Regions from separate parts of the Homo sapiens genome. Here region 2 is linked to region 1. A link is an interaction called in ENCODE POLR2A ChIA-PET data of the cell type or tissue named here. Cell type or tissue: PC-3. All regions are shown on one strand.

Region 1 (2,500 bases):
CACACACACACACACACACACACACACACACATATACATAGTAGCCAGGCATGGTGGGTCATGCCTGTAATCCCAACACTTTGGCAGGCCCAGGTGGAAGGCCCACCTGAGCCCAGGAGTTCGAGACCAGCATGGGCAACATAGCAAGATTCCGTCTCTGCAAAAAATTAGCTGGGCGTGGCTAATTTAAAATAAAGAATAAATTAAACCCAAAGTAAGGAGAAGAAAGGAAACATCAAGAATGAGAGCAGATTGAAATAGAAAATGAGCAGAATGAAAAAGAATGAGTAGAAGTGAGTAGAATAAACTAGAAAAAAGAATATAGGCCAGGCGCCATGGCTCATACCTGTAATCCCAGCAATTTGGGAGGCCAGGCGGGCGGATCACGAGGTCAGGAGTTTGAGGCCAGCCTGGCCAACGTGGTGAAACCCCGTCGCTACTAAAAATAAAAAAATTAGCTGGGCGTGGTGGCAGGCGCCTGTAATCCCAGCTACTCAGGAGGCTGAAGCAGGAGAATTGCTTGAACCCGGGAGGCAGAGGTTGCAGTGAGCTGAGATCATGCCATTGCACTCCAGCCTGGGCGGCAGAGTGAGACTCTGTCTCAAAAAAAAAAAAAAAATTGAAAATCAGTAAAAACAAAAGCTGGTCGTTTTATTGTAAACTTTCTTTTTCCATGATCACCCTGACAAAAGATGACCATGGAAAAAGAGAGAAGATAAAAATTACCAACACCAGAAGAAGGGAAGGGAAAAGACACGTCCAAAGATCCTACATTAAAAAGACGGGAATAACATGAATGACTTTTTACCAATAAGGTTAATAATTTAGATGAACTGGACAAATTCCGTGAAGGACATAAACTATCAACGCTCACTTTACAAAAAAAATAGACAACCTCAATAGTAATATATTTATATATAAACTCAGAAGATTGAAAACTTTCCCATAAAGAAATCACCAGGCCATGACCCAAAGATGAGAATGCAAAAAAAAAATATTTTTTAAATTAAAAATATTTTAGGGCTGGGCGCGGTGGCTCATGCCTGTAATCTCACTTTGGGAGGTCGAGGCGGGTGGATCACCTGAGGTCGGGAGTTCAAGACCAGCCTGACCAACATGGAGAAACCCTGTCTCTACTAAAAATACAAAATTAGCAGGGCGTGGTGGCGCATGCCCGTAATCCCAGCTACTCGGGAGGCTGAGGCAGGAGAATCGCTTGAACCTGGGAGGTGGAGGTTGCGGTGAGCCAAGACTGCACCATTGTACTCCAGCTTGGGCAACAAGAGTGAAATTCCATCTCAAAAAAAAAAAAAATTTTTTTTAAAGAAAAGAAAAGAAGTCACCAGACCAGATGTGAACTGGTGAATTCTACCAAAAATTTAAGAGAAAAAAATACCAATTTACATATAAACTACTCCAAAAAACAGAAGAGAGGAGAACACTTCTCAGCTATTCTATGAGGCCAGCATTATTCTCGTATTAAAACTAGACTGGGTGTGGTGGCTCACACCTGTAATCCCAAAACTTTGGGAAGCCAAGGTGGGCAGATCACTTGAGCCCTGAAGTTCAAGACCAACCTGCACAATGGAAAGAAAAAAACAAACCAACACCCTTGCGGACATAAACACAAAAATCCTTAACAAAATTTTAACAAATCAGGCCCGGCGCAGTGGCTCACACCTGTAATCCCAACACTTTGGGAGGCCCAGGCGGGAGGATTGCTCGAGCCCAGGAGCTTGAAACCAGCCTGGGCAACATAGGGAGAACCCGTCACTTAAAAGAAAAAAATTAACAAATCAAATCCAACAATATACAAAAAGGATAATATATCATGACCAAATACCAAACATTACCCCAGAATATGGGATAGACTAACAATCAAATATCAATCAATATAATTCATCATATTAACAAACTAAAAAAGAATAACAAACAAAATAAGAACATCTCAATAGATAGCTAAAAAGCTTGTGAAAAAATGTGGCCAGGCGCGGTGCCTCATACTTGTAATCCCAGCACTTTAGGAGGCCGAGGCAGGTGGATCGCCTGAGGTCGGGAGTTCAAGACCAGCCTGGTCAACATGGTAAAACCCCGTCTCTACTAAAAATACACAAATTAGCCCGGCATGGCGGTGGGAGCCTGTAATCCCAGTTACTTCGGAGGTTGAAGCAGGAGAATCGCTTGAAACAGGGAGGCAGAGGTTGCAGTGAGCCAAGATTGTGCCACCGCACTCCACTCCAGCCTGGGTAACAGAGACTCCATCTCAAAAAAAAAAAAAAACTTGTGAAAAAATTCAACAGAAGGACTGACACTACTCAATTTTAAGAGTTACCTAAAGCTACAGTAATTAAGACAGTGTGGTATTGACAAAAAAAAATTCAGACAAATTAGACAAATAGATAAATGGCACAGAATAAAGAGTTCACACATAGACCTACATAAATATATGACAAAGAAGCAAAGGCAATATAATGGAAAAAAGATAATCTTTTCAACAAAT
Region 2 (2,500 bases), 130 kb after region 1:
CCCATTTTTGTGTCCATGGATCTCTCAGAGTGGCTGGGGATCATCGTAAGCTCCCTCTCAGATTTTGGAGCTCCATGGATTTGTGTTTTGGAGTTTGAGAAAATTTCTGATCCAAACTGGGTTTGGAGTTGCGACAGAAACTGGACTGGGTCCAGGAACAGGTTTGATCTGGGAATTAACTGGCTTGGATCAAGTTAGAGGCCTCTTACATCTGACTGGGTCAGAAAGGAACTGGTGGTAAAGCAGTAATATTGCAGGGGTTATAAAATTTGGCTTTTGAAAATTCACATGGATTTTTGTGTTCTGCCCCTTTGTTTCATTTTTTGTGCATGCTTACGTAGGAAAAAAAGTCATTGGCTAAGTTAATCAAGAGAACCTGAGTAAAGTCAATATTCTAGGGAAAAATGGGAAAATGGGATCCTTAATTTCTGGAAAACTGAGTTCTTTTTGGGTTATACATTAGGCCTGGGAGGCAGCGAAGTCTTACAGAAATGGCAAAATCTTACTAAAGGTGACTTACAGTGGAATGTGCCGAATGAACAACAATGCACTGAAGTACATTTAAACATGAGGGCTCTTCGTAAAGCCCCTTTTGGCTAAGAACAGGTTTGGTACTACAGCATGTCAACTGCTATTCTCTTTGGAATAATCTGCCTTGCACTCTTTGCTGAAGGCTGTGAGTGGCCATTAGGCATGTACAGGATCATGGGACGGGGGAGCGTTTTCCCCCCTAAAAGGGGAAACTTGAGAGCTGATGAGACTGCTGGAAAAGATCCCTTTGCTACCGAGAAGCAGCTGACTGAACTTTTCAGAGTCGTTGCAATGGGTGGGTCTTTCTCTGGCTTCCCTGATCATTTCACCTTCCCAACCCTGCCGCAGGCAATGCTTTTTTCTCTCTCTCCCTTTCTTTTCTTTTTTTATTTTGGGTTGGAGTCTTGCTCTATCACCCAGGCTGGATGGAGTGCAGTGGCAAGATCTTGGCTCACTGCAACCTCTGCCTCCCGGGTTCAAGCAATTTTCCTGCCTCAGCCAACTGAGTAGCTGGGACTACAGGCGTGCGCCACCACGCCCAGCTAATTTTTTGTATTTTTAGTAGAAACAGGGTTTCACCCTGTTGGCCAAGCTGGTCTTGAACTCCTGACCTGAAACAATCCGCCCGCCTTGGCCTCCCAAAGTGCTGGGATTACAGGCATGAGCCACCTTGCCTGGCCCGGCTCCCTTGCTTATCTTTTCTGTTACTCAGGGCGACCATCTTGCCCAGAGACCACAGGTTGAAATTCCTGGTCGGAGGTTGGATTAACGATGATGGGGCACAACCAGAGGCAAGTTTGAGCTCTGTCAGTTTGATATTGGGTGCTAAGCAGAGTGACTAATGTCTGTTTTGTCACACGTATCTTGCTCTGGCCAGAACGAAGAAAGATAATTTTCTTTTATGATGCGGCTTGGCCCCCAGAGTGATGATGCAGCAAGCTGAGTCACTAGGGCCACTCAGGGAAAGGGAACCCAGAAGCCTGGCATGCTGGCAAAAGGGTAGGAATTTTTTTTTTTTTGAGACGGAGTCCCGCCCTGTCGCCCAGGCTGGAGTGCAGTGGCATTATCTTGGCTCACTGCAAGCTCCACCTCCCGGGTTCACGCCATTCTCCCACCTCAGCCTCCCCAGTAGCTGGGACTACAGGCGCCCGCCACCACGCCCGGCTAATTTTTTTTTTTTTTTTTTTTTAGTATTTTTAGTAGTGACGGGGTTTCACTGTGTTAGCCAGGATGGTCTCTATCTCCTGACCTCGTGATCCACCCAACTCGGCCTCCCAAAGTGCTGGGATTACAGGAGTGAGCCACCACGCTTGGCCAGGAATTTCTTACCAGTCAAATTTCTGGCTTCTCTCTCTCTGTGCAAATGGTTGAATGAATGGTAAAAACCACTGTTTGTCTCCATCTTGTTTTACGTCCTTAGGAGCTTGACCTTGTAACCATGTGGCAATACTTTCTCTTGGTCTTTGCCTTCCAGGGAACAATAATTTTAGGGTTTCTGTCATAGTTAGCTCTAAAAATTATCTTTTAACTAAAAGCCTTTGCAAGCTCAAAATTAACTATTCTAAACTCCTTCTGGGAAGGGAAAGAAAAGACTGCCGTGTGCTGTAGCTCAGTAGTCAAGGCTTTGCCCTTTCACACTAGCTCAATTCCCTGCTTAGGAAGTAAGTCCTTTCCGGTTTAATAACTGCATGACCGTCTCTAGTCTCTTCTCCACTGACTATCTTAAATCTTCCTTTCTCTGAGAACCTTCCTGAGTCCTTAACTTTACCTTTGGTAAAGTTCAAAAGCCAGGAATATCAGCCTTTTGGCCTGGCTAAAATTGGGTAATAAGACATTTTAAAAGGATTTTATTAAAGAGTGCTATGGTTAAAAGTCAGCTTAATTAAAAGTGAATATTCAAGTTCTAACAGCCTGGACTCCTTGGGAAAAACAGGAGGCACCAGAGACCCCCTTTCATGGCCCTGTTCTT

The links. ChIA-PET counts read pairs that join two places held together with the same protein. Peaks named below come from ENCODE experiments on the same cell type or tissue, not always from the same donor. Only the 100,000 strongest peaks of a DNase experiment are listed, where the experiment ranks them.
Region 2: POLR2A ChIA-PET joins it to region 1 with 6 read pairs; 3 of 35 experiments call an interaction of 5 or more read pairs at or near these places.

Annotation. Positions count from the first base shown.
Region 1 is chr1:52,958,013-52,960,512 of GRCh38, reverse strand. All of the region lies in intron 5 of SCP2 (sterol carrier protein 2), which reads right to left. Among named protein-coding and RNA genes, the nearest start is that of SCP2, 32 kb to the right of the region's middle. In PC-3, no CTCF peak of the experiment used is centred here; no DNase peak of the experiment used is centred here.
Region 2 is chr1:52,832,668-52,835,167 of GRCh38, reverse strand. No RefSeq gene overlaps it. Among named protein-coding and RNA genes, the nearest start is that of ZYG11A, 8.8 kb to the left of the region's middle. RefSeq lists an enhancer at 2,396-2,500. In PC-3, no CTCF peak of the experiment used is centred here; a DNase peak (open chromatin) is centred at 1,377; H3K27ac peaks cover 694 bases.